5 separate regions of the Homo sapiens genome follow, and regions 2, 3, 4 and 5 are each linked to region 1. The links are chromatin contacts, found by Hi-C or POLR2A ChIA-PET in ENCODE. All regions are on one chromosome and are shown on one strand. Each heading gives the region's core, a stretch centred on a gene start or an enhancer-like site at or near the end of the contact. The rest is flanking DNA. Distances are from core to core; before and after follow the strand shown. Region 1 holds the start of MPV17L2 (MPV17 mitochondrial inner membrane protein like 2). Region 2 holds the start of RFXANK (regulatory factor X associated ankyrin containing protein). Region 3 holds the start of TMEM161A (transmembrane protein 161A). Region 4 holds the start of BABAM1 (BRISC and BRCA1 A complex member 1). Region 5 holds the start of SUGP2 (SURP and G-patch domain containing 2).

Evidence for each region. A loop is a pair of places that touch in the nucleus more often than their neighbours do. ChIA-PET counts read pairs that join two places held with the same protein, here RNA polymerase II (POLR2A). Pooled maps may share reads with other maps.
Region 2: a loop to region 1 is called in a pooled map, with 18 times the contacts of the local background. The contact joins the promoter of RFXANK here to the promoter of MPV17L2 in region 1. A Hi-C loop is called at or near these places in 1 of 168 maps with a recorded cell type or tissue (naive thymus-derived CD4-positive, alpha-beta T cell) and 9 of 50 pooled maps. POLR2A ChIA-PET finds 5 or more read pairs at or near these places in 1 of 52 experiments (activated naive CD8-positive, alpha-beta T cell).
Region 3: a loop to region 1 is called in a map of B cell, with 16 times the contacts of the local background. The contact joins the promoter of TMEM161A here to the promoter of MPV17L2 in region 1. A Hi-C loop is called at or near these places in 1 of 168 maps with a recorded cell type or tissue (B cell) and 5 of 50 pooled maps. POLR2A ChIA-PET finds 5 or more read pairs at or near these places in 1 of 52 experiments (Caco-2).
Region 4: a loop to region 1 is called in a pooled map, with 6 times the contacts of the local background. The contact joins the promoter of BABAM1 here to the promoter of MPV17L2 in region 1. A Hi-C loop is called at or near these places in 5 of 50 pooled maps. POLR2A ChIA-PET finds 5 or more read pairs at or near these places in 2 of 52 experiments (HEK293 and activated CD8-positive, alpha-beta memory T cell).
Region 5: a pooled map shows a loop between it and region 1 (17-fold over the local background). The contact joins the promoter of SUGP2 here to the promoter of MPV17L2 in region 1. A Hi-C loop is called at or near these places in 2 of 37 single-sample maps with no recorded cell type and 7 of 50 pooled maps.

Annotation. Positions count from the first base shown.
Region 1 is chr19:18,191,854-18,194,600 of GRCh38, forward strand. It overlaps MPV17L2 (MPV17 mitochondrial inner membrane protein like 2), which reads left to right and starts at 1,365. Exons shown (of 5, transcript NM_032683.3): 1 at 1,365-1,615; 2 at 2,011-2,181. The coding sequence starts at 1,429. RefSeq lists a silencer at 890-1,069 and an enhancer at 1,460-1,509.
Region 2 is chr19:19,190,916-19,193,662 of GRCh38, forward strand. It overlaps RFXANK (regulatory factor X associated ankyrin containing protein), which reads left to right and starts at 1,343. Exons shown (of 10, transcript NM_003721.4): 1 at 1,343-1,639; 2 at 2,045-2,185. It overlaps BORCS8-MEF2B (BORCS8-MEF2B readthrough), which reads right to left and starts at 1,237. Exons shown (of 12, transcript NR_027308.2): 1 at 1,166-1,237. BORCS8 (BLOC-1 related complex subunit 8) reads right to left here and starts at 1,237. Exons shown (of 6, transcript NM_001145784.2): 1 at 1,166-1,237. The coding sequence starts at 1,202. RefSeq lists an enhancer at 2,120-2,209.
Region 3 is chr19:19,137,159-19,139,905 of GRCh38, forward strand. TMEM161A (transmembrane protein 161A) reads right to left here and starts at 1,320. Exons shown (of 12, transcript NM_017814.3): 1 at 1,268-1,320. The coding sequence starts at 1,270. RefSeq lists enhancers at 702-1,563, 1,048-1,257, 1,538-1,727 and a silencer at 1,318-1,397.
Region 4 is chr19:17,265,946-17,268,692 of GRCh38, forward strand. It overlaps BABAM1 (BRISC and BRCA1 A complex member 1), which reads left to right and starts at 1,498. Exons shown (of 9, transcript NM_014173.4): 1 at 1,498-1,582. RefSeq lists enhancers at 548-1,007, 1,268-1,767, 1,275-1,986.
Region 5 is chr19:19,032,131-19,034,877 of GRCh38, forward strand. It overlaps SUGP2 (SURP and G-patch domain containing 2), which reads right to left and starts at 1,387. Exons shown (of 11, transcript NM_001017392.5): 1 at 1,307-1,387. ARMC6 (armadillo repeat containing 6) reads left to right here and starts at 1,473. Exons shown (of 9, transcript NM_001199196.2): 1 at 1,473-1,800; 2 at 2,001-2,108. The coding sequence starts at 2,080. RefSeq lists an enhancer at 119-620 and silencers at 547-626, 1,047-1,476.

The sequences.
Region 1 (2,747 bases), core at 115-2,614:
AAACACCTTTAGCTCATCATGAGCAGCACAAAACAGGCAGGGACAGGATTTGGCCCTGAGGCAGGAGAATAGGTCTGGAGGCAGGGAACATAAGGCCAAATCAAATGGAAACAATTCAGCTATGACAGGAAATATCTTCTCCATTTAAAGAGGGCATACATCCAGTAAATGACTTTGTAACTTTACTTCATCCTCTTCATTTACATAGGACGTACATTAAGTAACCAGTGAAAACCTCTAGAGGGCATTTAAACCCCAGAAAATTCTTAAACAGGTCTCTTGAGTCCGTATGCTCCACTGGCTCCCACCCTGCGGAGTGTACTTTCGTTTTCAATAAATCTCTGCTTTTGTTAAGCTTCATTCTTTCCTTGCTTTGTTTGTGCACTTTGTCCAATTCTTTGTTCAAGATGCCAAGAACCTGCACACCTTCAACAGTTAACAGCCCACAGGCAGTAGTTTGCGACTCTAGTAGAGAATGCATAGGGATTTCCATTGAAAATCATTTTTTAAGCCAGTTACGGTGGTTCACGCCTATCATCATCCCAGCACCTTGGGAGGCCAAGGCGGGTGGATCTCTTGAGGTCAGGAGTTCGAGACCAGCCTGGCTAACATGGCAAAACCCCTGTCTAGACCAAAAATACAAAATTAGTTGGGCGTGGTGGCCCGTGCCTGTAATCCCAGCTGTTTGGGAGGCTGCGACACGAGAATCGCTTGAACCCGGGAGGGAGAGGTTGCGGTGAGCCGAGATCGCGCCACCGCACTCCAGCCTGGGTGACAGAGCGAGACTCCATTTCAAAAAAAGAAAAAAAATAATTGTTCCCTACGGGAACGGTATAATTAGGATATAATTGTTTCTGGCCACAGATCACATCCCTTCTGGTTAAGTCCAGGAGAATCTGGAAATACGTAGGGCAACCAGGCCAGAAGGCGTTGTAACTGCCTAAGATTGACCAACCCTAACGCGGGAGGCGGGACGACGGTCACTGATTTGCCAGCGTGACGCCGGTCTGCGACTGGCCAGTGCCGTCCTGGGCGTGTCGGTAGGACGGGGCTGCGACGGTTTCCCATAGGCTGGCACAGAAAGGGGCGGGGAAACAAGAGTGCAACGTTACCAATCGGCATGCGGGACGTAACGCAATTCTTTTTTCCGATTGGTCCGTGAAGCTCGGGAGGTCGTTGGGGGCTCGACCTTGGGATAGAACGCCTGCCTTTTATTGGTCAATACTCTTCGGGCCGGGCAATGTGGCTCCCCGAGGCTGCCTGCGATTGGTGAACGCGTCGCGGCTCGGGGCGGACCTGCGGACTGAAGATCCTTATGCGATTGGCCGGGGAGCCGGAGGGGCGGGCAATTTGGGATCGACAGTGACTCGCGACTGGTCGGCGCGGCGAAAGCAGAGCGGCGCGCCGGTTCCTTGGTTCCTGAGGGCGATGGCGCGGGGTGGCTGGCGCCGGCTACGCCGCCTGTTATCCGCGGGGCAGCTTCTATTCCAGGGCCGCGCGCTGCTCGTCACTAACACGCTGGGCTGCGGCGCGCTCATGGCGGCCGGTGATGGCGTGCGCCAGTCCTGGGAGATCCGCGCCCGGCCCGGCCAGGTTTTCGACCCACGGCGCTCCGGTGAGGACGCCACGCTGCTTAGTCCTTCACCCCGGGCGACCTTTGATCCCGACACCCGACTGCGGGCCGTGACCCCTGACCCGTGGCCTCAGTCCCCCGCAGGACCCTTGCCCTGACCGCGCCTCTCCCCGGGTGTCTGTCTCCCCGCAGCTCTGGGTCTCCATCACCTCCCAACCCCCGGAGGTCTCTGCCCACTACCCAGGAGCCTCTGGAGCCGCGCCTCCTGGTGGGGCTTGTAGTGGAAGAATGCACGGGTGGGCTCTTCCGGTTTTCCCGGTGAGGCTGAGGCTCCGGGATGGCATTGGGCTTACCCAGGCCTTAGCCAGGGAGGGAGAGAGGGAATGGACTGAGGAACTTGCCGGCCCGACCCAGCCCCCTGACTTACACTCTTATAGCGAGCATGTTTGCGGTGGGCTGCAGCATGGGTCCCTTCCTGCACTACTGGTACTTGTCGCTGGACCGCCTATTCCCTGCGTCTGGCCTCCGAGGCTTCCCAAATGTCCTCAAGAAGGTCCTCGTGGATCAGCTGGTAGCCTCTCCATTGCTGGGCGTCTGGTACTTCTTGGGTAAGGAGCCTCCTAAGCCTAGGCTTTGCCTCTCATAGGTCGGGAGGGGTGGAGCCAGCTTTGTGTTAAGAAGGATGCAGAGGTGCATTTCCAATTTGCCCCCTGTTTGGGTCGCCCTGGACTAGGAGCCAGGTCACAGCGGGGACAGGACGGACTCGGCCGATGTGAACGCTGGCGAGTGTAGGAGGGACGAGGACTGTATCTGTTGGGGCTGCCCTGGGCGGGAGGTTGAGAGCATTTCCCAAAGAAGGGGACCACACTCAGTTGAGACATGAAGAGGGAACCAGCGGGCAGAGGGAACAGCTAATGCAAAGGCTCTGAGGCCTGAAGGAAGAGAAATTGAGGCTAGACTTAATGGGGTGCAACCGTGCCAGCCCTAGGCTCGGTAAAGACAGCGGTATTAATAGAGGAGTCTCTCATTCTCCACCTCCCAGCCCGGCTTCCTGGTCTGTGATGGAAAAGTAACACAACTCCCTCAACTTCAGGGTGTCTCCATTGGGGCACGTGTTTATATGTTTATAACCTCTCTTTCTCTCACTGGGACTGACTTGCTCTGTTTTGTCTCT
Region 2 (2,747 bases), core at 93-2,592, 1.0 Mb after region 1:
AGGAAAAAAAAAATTCCACAAAGTTTCAAAAAGCAAAACTTCAATCTGCCCTACACGAAGCACTTCTTTGAATCCATGTGAATGAAGTGATGTGTAGGCCTGTATTATGTATTCTAGATGTGAGTAATCTAGGGTGATTTAAAGTATAGGGGATTAGCTGGGTGCAGTGGTTCACACCTGTAATCCCAGCACTTTGGGAGGCCAAGGTGGGTGGATCACTCGAGGTCAGGAGTTCGAGACTAGCCTGAGCAACAAGGTGAAACCCCGTCTCTACTAAAAATACAAAAAAATTAGCTGGGCATGGGGGTGTGTGCCTGTAATCCTAGCTACTCAGGGGGCTGAGGTTGCAGTGAGCTGAGATCCCCCCACGGCACTCCAGCCTGGGTGACAGAGCGAGACTCCGTCAAAAAAAAAAAAAATTAAAGAATTAGCCTGATGTGGTGGTGTGCACTTGTAGTCCCAGCTACTGGAGAAGCTGAGGCAAGAGGATCGCCCGCGCCAGAGAGATCGAGGCTACAGTGAGCCATGATCGCGCCACCGCACCCCAGCCTGGGCGACAGTGTGATACCTTGTCTCAAAAAAAAAAAAAAAAAAGGAAACAAGACGCACAGCGATTACTACGCCCCGGGGATTCTTCCAATGCATTACAAATATCAGGTTGTTGAGTTTTTTTTTTTTAGACAGGGTCTCACTTGTCACCCAGGCTGGGGGTGCAGTGGCACGACCGTAGCCCACTGCAGTGCAGCCTTGACCTCCCGGGCTCAAGCAATCCTCCCACCTTAGCCGCCCAAGTAGCTGGGACCACAGGCGTGCGCCACCACGCCCGGCTAATTTTTGTATTTTTTTAGAGACGAGATCTCACTATGTCACCTAGGCTGGTCTCGGGCTCAAGCGATCCTCCCGCCTAGGCCTCCCAAAGTGCTGGGATTACAAAGCCACCACTCCCAGCCTCAGCTACTGAATTCTTGAAACAATCCTGGGGGGACCGGTAATTAAAGCAGACACGGAGCCTTTCTACAGGTTTCAAAACTAGTCAGCGGCAGAGCTGGGATTGGACGGCAGTTCAATCACTGCTCCTCGCACGGTCCCTCCGCGCCCGGCCTTTGTCAGGCCGCCCCTCCACAAGTTACCGGCCCCCTCTGTCCCGCCCGCAGGCCCGCACCACCTTTCTTCCCCTTGAGCTGCATCTCCGGCTCCTCCATAGCGACCGCGGCCGAGCGAACCGGGAAACGGCACCGGAAGCCCGGAGGTTGGGACGCCCGCCTAAGCCTTCCCTGCTGAAACCGGACGCCGCACGGCTCCTGTTCCGGTGTCAGAGGGCCCGCCCTCCCCGCTCCTCAGTCTTTGCGGACAAGAAAGGGGCTGTGTGAGACGCAGGGAAGGAGGCACACCCGGGGGTGGCGCAGTGAGGAGGGGGCGCGACGGCCAGGAGGCTGGTGGAGCGACACCCAGGCAGGAGAGGGGGAAGAACTCTCTCCCTTTCTGAACCCCCTTTTCCTTGAGAGACGAGTTGGGGGAGTCCTCCACGCATTACCCACTCGGGCCGCAAAAACTCCCTTCTTTAGCCCTCTGCCCCCGCCCTTGCTTATAAGCCTTTGAGACCGCAGAAGGGACCTTGTTGTGGAACGGGACGGCCAAGGTACGCTGCCCCTTTAAGTTCCAGACGCCCCGCGTACTTCCCCTACTTCTTCTTCTTGAGATAGCCCCGCCCATCTACCCGAAGCCGGAGCCAATTGGCTCCCTCTGGAAAAATCTGTGGGCAGGGTAAAGGTGAGCGGGCGCAGGCGTAGTGAAATTCTCAGAGCCCTTTAGGCCCCGCCCATTCCCTCCGAGTCGGTGAGGAGGGGAAAAGAAGGCGCAGGCGCAACTGCCCTCCCAGGACCCCAGCGGAACCCACGCCCTCCCCTAAGTCTTAAAGGGCCAGAGGCAGCACTTACTGCCCGGGCCCTTCCTCACTTTTGGGGGGCGGGGGTGCGCAAGCGCAGTGGGGGAGCTCTGGGGTGGGGGTAGCGGTCGAGTATCAAGTTGCTTTCTGTCCCGGCAGAGGAAGCCAGATCGCTGAGGGTCCGGTCTCCAGTTTGCCTCCTGCTATATCCATTGGAAGAGAAAAGTTTGTGACTTGGGCCCCCAAGTTTTGAGAGAACTGGGCTTTCGGCGCGGGGGGACAGAGGAGGCTCGTGGGGAGGTGAGTGGACCTCCTGGATCGATTTAGGAGGCTCGGGTGGGACTGGGACCAATCGCACCTTTGTTGAGCCGTCACTCATTATGGGGAGCCCCTCCCAACAACCATAGCGAATATTTATTGAGCTCCACGCTTAGCAGATCCCCCGATAAGCTATGTACAGACATAATTCGTTGTAGGTCTCATTTCCACATTTTGTCGTGGAGGAAACTGAGGCTCAAAGGTTAAGTCACGTGCCCAAGTTCTCACGGCCTATAAATTGAGGGATTCGAACCCAGACAGCTGACCCCAGAGCCCCGGCTTTTTTTTCCTTTCTTTTTTTTTTTTTTTTTTTTTTTTGAGACAGAGTCTTGCTCTGTCGCCCCAGCTACAGTGCAGTGGTGCGATCTCTGCTCACCGCAACCTCCACCTCCCGAGTTCAAGCAATTCTGCCTCAGCCTCCCGAGTAGCTGGGATCACAGGCGCCCGCCACCGCGCTTGGCTAATTTTTGTATTTTTAGTACAGATGGGGTTTCACCATGGTGGCCAGCCTGGTCTCGAACTCCTGACCTCATGATCCACCCTC
Region 3 (2,747 bases), core at 70-2,569, 950 kb after region 1:
CCTTCCCAGTCTCACAGTCAGCCCCCAACTTGGTTCTGCACCCTGCAGGCATAGCTAGAGACCATCCCTCCACCTCCCCACAGCTCAGCTCTCTCCTCAGCCCTCCCTGCACCCAACCACTGGAGTCTCAGAGGTCTTCCTGGACCTTTGGGCTCTTCATCAATGACCCCACCACCCCCCAAAACCCCCCAAGGGAAAAGGTGGTGGAGGGGTGCATCTCTCCACCTAAGGCTCCCAGAGGTCTGTCCAGGGATGTTCTGATGGCCCTGCCCTCCACCCAGCCTCCTGTCTCAGGGTCAGGGCTCTGCAGACATCTGCAAGAATTTTCTGGAGTCTTCCATCAGCTCCTTCTTTTCCCTTCACTGGATTTACGATTCTCGAACTCAAGAACCCTGATAAAATCAATGCAGCCTCCCTCCTCATTCCCGGGAGCCTGTGCCTTCATCTCCTACGGCGTCCTGCACCTCCGCCTGGGACGACGCCCCACTTTCAATAATTCCGGCCATCAGTGCCCTTCCTTCAGGGCCATCTCCAGCGCCCCTCCTCGGGGATGGTCCCAGGCAGAGACCCTCCAGTTCCACGTCCCTCTCTCTGCCCAGGCCGGTCCCGTCAGGGTTGTGGGAGTCCCCCATCTCCCTGCACCAGCCTGACCCCCAGGGGCTGGGCTAAGTTTTAAGAACACACTCAATAGGTTGGACCCAGAGCCGCGTGAGACCTGAAGGTTCCAACTTTCCTGTCTCCCACTCTGAGAACCTTGCCCGCCCTGAGGCCAACCAGACCTCCTGAGTCCACCTCCCACGGCCTCCCCTGCCCGTTCCACACACCCCGATATAGCAGGGACCCCCGATGGATCCTGTCGGCGCGGCCCCCACGCTCCTGCAGGACCCCCGTCCCCAGAGTGGACCCCCAACAGGACCCCACACCGCCTTAACCAGGTTCCAAATGTGCTGGGGTCCCCAGTCCCCTCTGTGGGACCACGACCCCTCAAAAGGATCCCAGACCCCTAAAAGGTCTCGAGGGCAGAATCCCCAGAACGCTTAGGGGCTTCTAGTCCCCCTGGGTACAACTCCCGCCGACTCCCTCGGAGGTCCTGTAGCGAGAGCAGGGCTCCCAGAGAGGGACACACGGCCTTCAGCGTGCCCCCGAATCCCTCAGAGCCTCCAATCCCCAAGAAGAAACCCCAATCCATTCCCTCAGTGTCTCCCTGGACCCCTTCGGCTGGACCTCGGCCCTGCAGAACCCCCCACTTCGCGGGACGCTCGCTCACCATGACGCGTGCGAGAACGCGGTGCACTCACCCACCGGCCTAGGGCTCCGGGCACTCTGCGGAAACTCGACCAATTAGAGCCCGACTCTGGTCTGACGAGCATCCCGTCCGACCAATCAGTGTGTCTTGAGCCGGCAAATCACCAGGGACGAGGAGGCCGCTCGCGTTGCATGCCGGAAATTGTAGTTCAGATACGCTGGTTCGGATCGATCAAAGTGAAGATTGTGTCTGGGAGGCCTGCGTGGCCGACCTCTCTTAAGGCTTAGTTTTCTCTTTCCTACACTTATCTCAAAGGTTTGCAGCGAAAGCATTTATTCCCACCTAAGGGACATTTCTGAGAGTAGAATTCCCTCCCCCCATCAAGAACATTCAATGGCTCCCACTTAGTAGACGAAGTACTTAGTACTCCTAAGTACTAAGTAGGCTAAGTACTCAGACTGAATTCAGACCCTTCTGCCTGACTTAAATCTGCTGCTAGCACTATTGTGCACCCTATAGTACAACTTGCACCCACCATGCTGTCTCATACCTCCAGGCCTTTGTAAATATCCTACATCTTGCAATGCCTTCAAGAATGCCTCAATCTTAAAATAAAAACAAAACAAAAGCAAAAAAGAATGCCTCAATCTTTTTCACCTGGCAAGTGCCTTATTCATCTCTATCAGCTAGGACTCTGGCTGTGCTCCACAAAATATCAACTAACATGGGTTCAAGCAAAAAAGGAAAATTTTTGGCTCATGTGACAGAAAATACTAGCCATAGTGTCAGCTTCAGGCGTGGCTGGATCAAGGACCAAATGTCAGCTTCAGGGATCTGATGTTCTTTATTTCACCGCTAGGAGGAAAGGGCTTCTGGTGTTTGTGCCCCGGTTTTGCCATTTGTCTTTCTGTGGATGAGTGTGTCTGCCTGAGTGTAGACATATATTGGGTATGACTGAGTGTCTGAGCATCTTTATGGGGGTGGGTTCCTGTGTGTGGGGCCTGAGTAATTACCTTTTCGTTTTTACATTTTATTATGTATTTGTGTATTAATTTTTTTTTTTCTTGAGACGGAGTTTCGCTCTTGTTGCCCAGGCTGGAGTGAAATGGTGTGATCTTGGCTCACCGCAACTTCCGCCTCTTGGGTTCAAGTGAGTCTCCTGCCTCAGCCTCCCGAGTAGCTGGGATTACAGGCATGCACCACCACGACTGGCTAATTTTGCATTTTTAGTAGAGATGAGGTTTCTCCATGTTGATCAGGTTGGTCTTGAACTCCCGACTTGAGGTGATCCGCCCACGTCGGCCTCCCAGAGTGCTGAGATTACAGGCGTGAGCCACCGGGCCTGGTTTATATTTTATTTTTTTAACTTTCGGCTGGCAAGTGCTGAATCCTAAGCGCACTATCGCACGCCACCTCGTGGTGGAGGGCAAAAGCGCAGTCTCCCTGGGATGGAGAAGTCAAACCAGTCTCACTTGTGGCCCTGGGGGCTCCCAGCCTTAGA
Region 4 (2,747 bases), core at 248-2,747, 930 kb before region 1:
CTCAGCCTTCTGAGTAGCTGTGATTATAGGTGCGCGCCACCACACCCAGCTAATTTTTTGTATTTTTAGTAGAGACGGGGTTTCACCATATTGGCCAGGCTGATCTCTAACTCCTGACCTCGTGATCCACCCACCTCAGCCTCCCAAAATGCTGGGATTATAGGTGTGAGCCACTGCCCCCAACTCCTCAGTTGTTTTTTTTTTTTTGAGGGTCAAAGAAGCCGGCCACATTGGCCAGGCTCTAATTCGAGAATAGCCGGAGGGGCTGTGTAAGGTGAGCTTTGAAGCATAAAGAACTTGCCAGAAAAGCAACAGGAGGAACAGCATTCCAGGCAGAAGGAACTTCCTGGGCAAAGGCTTAGAGCCTTCAAAGAGCCGCTCTAGGTGACACAGCGAGACTCCATCTCAAAAAAACAAAAACAAAAACGAAAAAAAAAAACACAACAAAAACCCAGCTCTACTAAAAATACTATATATATCTCAGCCGGGCCTGGTGGTGCATGCCTGTAATCCCAGCTACTTGGGAGGCTGAGGCAGGAGAATTGCTCGATCCCTGGAGGTGGAGGTTGCAGTGAGCCGAGATTGAGCCACTGCACTCCAGCCTGGGCGACAGAGCAAGACTCTTGTCTCAAAAAAATAAAAATAAATAAATAAATACTTCTGGGGCTAAGGGGGAAGTGTGCACTAAGAAGACAACGGCAGCCTGGGCGACAGAGTGAGACTCCATCTAAAAAATAAAAATAAAAAAAAAAGGAAGGAAGCCTAGGGTAGTCTGATGCGGTGGTCCTCGCCTGTAGTCCCAGCTACTTGAGCGATCGCTTGGCTGTAGTGACTAGCCATGATCGCGTGACTGCAGTCTAGTTTGGGCGACAGAGCGATACCCTGTCTCTAAAAATAAGAAAAAAAAAAGCCATGAAAAAAGAGGTAGGCTTGAAATAGGCCCGACTTAGCTTCGCTCCACCTACAGTGACCCAATAAGACCAGAGTAAGTATTTTTTGATTCATGCAAATATATGTAAAATAAGGAACAAGAATTAAGTAATTGGGAAGGGCCCTGGATGCTCAGGCCACACCCACATGGGAATACCTGCCCCACATGGAGGCTCAGGCCAGCTCCACCAATCACCAATCAGCTCCTCCTCTTTCCCTAAATCGGCCTTCTCCGTCCCTCTTAGCCTATCACATTGCAAGCTCCACCTCTATTCCACGTTTCAGCCTATCACGGTAGAAGCACTGACTATTGTAGTCTGATTCGGCCAAAAACAAAAATTCACTAATTTTTTTAATCCAATCACATTTCATACTTTGCTCCAGTGTAGCCAATCACATTCCAGGTCCCGCCGCACCCAGCTCCAGGCAGCTCTCACTCCAAACCCCACCCCCAACCCAGTTTCAGCCTATCAGTTTCCAAGTTCTTTCTAGCCTCAACCAGTTTCTGTCTCTGCTTGTTCTGCAGCCCGCTGAACTACATTTCCCAGGAGGCGTCGGGGCTGCGCCGTACAACTTCCGGCTGTAAAGATGGCGGCTTCCTAGTGAGTCGGCGGCTGATTTAGAAGGAGGTTCAGGCTACGGTGAGCCGAAGGTGGGTGGTGAAAGCGTGTGGGGCCCGTTCCTAGGGGCCCAGCTCCCTTTGCCCCAAGAGATCCAGCTCCTCGCCTTTCCTGGGGCTTCCGCCTTTATTTCTGGTTTCTCCTGCAGTGTAGCCTCCATCCTTCTTGCTGCCGCTAAAGCCTTGTTTTTCTTAGAGGTGTGGGGACTGCAAGGCGCTCAAAGACCATCTTGGGAAGCCCGTGCCTATTTCCCAGATAGACAAACTGCTCCATTCGCGTCCTGTTTCTCTCCAAGGGGAACCACAGTACTAATATTTTGCTTCTCCCTCATGCAGACACCCGCTAGGGACGAGGGTGTCCTAGAGGTTATTATTCCCTTATTCACCAAGACATTTTCAGTTTTAGGTAACAGAAAACCCTACTCAATCTGGCTTAAGGAAGAAAAGGAAGTTGGTGGCTTATAGATTGGGTCTAACAGGAGCTGGGTCCAGGTGGTCAGAATTCGATCTGCAGTTTTCTCGGTGGAGACCATTTCGCTTTTTACCGAGGCAAAAGGGGCCCCTCACAGCTCTCAACTTTATTCTACCAGCTCTGCAACTCTAATGAGAGTCTCTTTTCCTTGATGACACTGCTAGAAGTTGCAGAGCTGCCACTCAATGGCCTGATTTGGGTCATGTGCCCATCCCTGAGCCATTTTCAGTGGCCAGAGAGCTGGGATGTGCTCACTGGCCGAGTAGGGGCATGGGGCTAGCACTACGTTAAAAAAAAAAAGAGGAAAAAAGAGGGGGGACTGTTATCTTATGTCGGAGTGGCTGCTCGGCTGAGAGGTGTAAAAGGCAGCCATTCTGCAGCTGAGGAAAGTGACTCCCTAAGAGGAGTGACTCATCATCAGTAAGCGGCTCATCGCCCCTCTTCCTTCTTAGTAACCAATCTTTTTTTTTTTTTTTTTTTTGAGACGGAGTTTCGCTCTTTTTGCCCAGGATGGAGTGCAGTGGCGGGATCTCGGCTCACCGCAGCCTCCCCTCCCGGGTTCAAGCGATTCTCCTGCCTCAGCCTCCCGAGTAGCTGGGATTATCCGCATGCGCCACCACGCCCGGCTAATTTTGTATTTTTAGTTGAGACGGGGTTTCTCCATGTTGGTCAGGCTGGTCTCGAACTTCCAACCTCAGGTGATCCACCTGCCTCGGCCTCCCAAAG
Region 5 (2,747 bases), core at 137-2,636, 840 kb after region 1:
CGTGGTTAGGAAAGAAGAGATCAATCTTTTTTTTTTTTTTCTTCCTTTTTTTGAGACTCTCCCTGTTGCCCAGGCTGGAGTGCAGTGGCATGATCTCGGCTAACTGCAACCTCCGCCTCCTGGACTCAAGCAATTCTCCTGCCTCAGCCTCCTGAGTAGCTGGGATTACAGGAGTCCGCCACCGCATCCGACTAATTTTTATATTTTAGGTAGAGATGGAGTTTCACCATGTTGGCCAGGCTGGTCTTGAATTCCTGACCTCAAGTGATTCGCCCGCTTCGGCCTCCCAAAGTGCTGGGATTCCAGGCCGTGAGCCACTGCGCCTGGCCCAGGATCACTCTTTTCCCATTCACAGACTCAGCAGGGCACAGAGGCTCTGAGAACTTCCTTCCCTTCTAAAAGAAGCCTCTTGACAGTGAGTGGCGGGACCCCCAACCAATGACAATGAACTAGTGACAGTTCATTCTGCGCTGGGTCCTTGCGCGATCTCCCAACCACCCACTGAAGAGGCGGGTCCTGTTATGAATGACATTAGGGTGAGGAGGCAAAGGGAGACAGACTCAACGACCCATTCAAGACCAGACAGCCCAGATTTGAACCTGGCAAAAAGGGTATTCGTGCATCCAAAGCCCCGAAGAATGAGTAAAAAGATTAAGCAACATTTTGGGGTCCAGGGGCTGCATCCTTAACCATCAAGATATCCCGCTTCGCAAAACCTCCAACTTCAAGAGACAACCCGTAGGGTCCATTTCCCATCACGATCACCGCCTCCCCCACCCGCCTCCCCCAGTCCCATCCTTCAGCCCTTTTCCCGGGGCGCCCCCTTGTTCTCTGCTGGCAAAGGGCAGGGTTCCCGGGTCAGGTGACCCAGGTTCAAATCACACGATTCTAAGCTTTCTGTGCTTCCGTTTCCCCACCTATGGAATGGGCAGCCAGTAAAGGGGCTGGTGTGGGGGCTGAACCGGTTCTAAAGAGGGCAAGGGCCCGATGCAGCGCTGGGCGCCGTTATCTCCTCCCGAGCGGGGGCCGCTCCGAGTTCGGGAGGAATGAATGAACGACTGAACCAATGAGCCTTTGTGGACGCGGCCCGCCGTCTCCCGGCCTCTGCGGGCGAGGAAATGGGGGCGCCGGGCCCGGGAGGCCGCAGCCGGCCACCCAGGCCAACCCGGCGGGGACGCGGCCGCCGCCGCAGCCAGAGGGCCGAGCCTGCGACGCCATCACGGAGCCCGGGGCGGGCCCCCAAGGCCGAGCCCGAGCTTCCCACCCCGGGAGCCACCCACCGACGACGCCAGGGCCCGGGCCTCACCCCGAGACCACCGCGCGCGGAGCCACCCCCGCCGCCGCCTCAGGCTCCTCACCCGCCGCCGCCGCCGCGCGAGGCGGGGACATGCAAATGAACCAACGGTCTCCGCAGCGCCGCGCCGCGCAGGCGCAAGCCGCCGCCGAGTCCTGGTGCGCAGGCGCGGGCCGCCGCGGCCCGGCTCTCTTGCGCAAGCGCGCTGTCCGCTTCTTCTGGGCGGACGCTCTGGAGGCAAAACATTTCCCTGCTGGGGGCGGCGACCACCGTGAGCGTCCCGGAAGGGGCGGCAAAGACGCCTCCGTCGCGCACGAGGTGGCCTCGTTGGCTTTACCTTGGTTCGCGGTCGTCCTTGGTTATCGTGAGCGTCCGCGAGTCTCTGGGAGGCCAAGCCTAGGGGCGCCACAGCGCCTGCGCGCGTACGGCGGCCGGAAGGGGCTAGAGGCGGCTCCCTGGGTGACAACCGCGCGCCCCACCTTTCCCCACGTGGCCGCGAAGACCGGGTGAGACGCTGCGGCTGCCGAGGCCTGTCCCGCGCGGAGTGGGGAGTGGGGGTGCCGCAGGGTCGGGCTGGCGCGACCCTCGGGTACGTGGTTTGGGGGGAAAAAAAAAATGAAAGAATTTTACAGAAGCCGCCTGGGGACAAAATCCTCGGCTTCCCTGGCATTCGCTTTATTTTCATTCATTTTATTTATTCATTCAGCACCTGTGCACTGAGTGCCTGCTGCGTGTCGGGCCCCGTCCTAGGCAGTGGGGACAAGGAGGCTACAGGGTACAAATAAATGAGTGAACGATGTTGCTCTAGATACAGGTAATGGTGTGCAAATAATAACAGAGTGATGGGACGGGAAAGCAGGGCTGCTCTTTATCTAGAAGTGGTTTTGAAGGCTGTCTCTTGAGTGCTGGGAAGGATGAGAAAGGCGGGGAAGAGGAACTTGGAAGGCTTAGATAGAGAAGGTGCGGATAAGGAGGCTGGGTTTTGTTCTGAGAGGGTTGGGAAGCCACTACCGGGCTTTGAGCACGTGAGTGAGGTGGAGTCTAGGCTCTGGGAGTGGCAGGTGACGCCGCCCTTAGGGGAGGCTGGTGTTTGAACCAGAGTGGGTGTGGCTGGTAGAGGGACATGTGGATGGAGTCTTTTAGAGTCCCCAGCATGTCATGGCACACGTTTAATTTTCTTTTGAGACGGAGTCTTTCTCTGTCGCCCAGGCTAGAGTGTAGTGGCATGATCTTGACTCACTGCAACCTCCACCTCCCGGGTTCAAGGGCTTCCCCTGCCTCAGCCTCCCGAGTAGCTGGGACTACAGGTGCGCAACACCGCACCTGGCTAAATTTTGTATTTTTTTTTTTTTTGAAACGGAGTCAAAAGGAGTTCAAGCGATCTCCTGCCTCAGCCTCCTGAGTAGCTGGGATTACCGGTGTGCACTATCTTGCCTGGCCTTTTTTTTTTTTT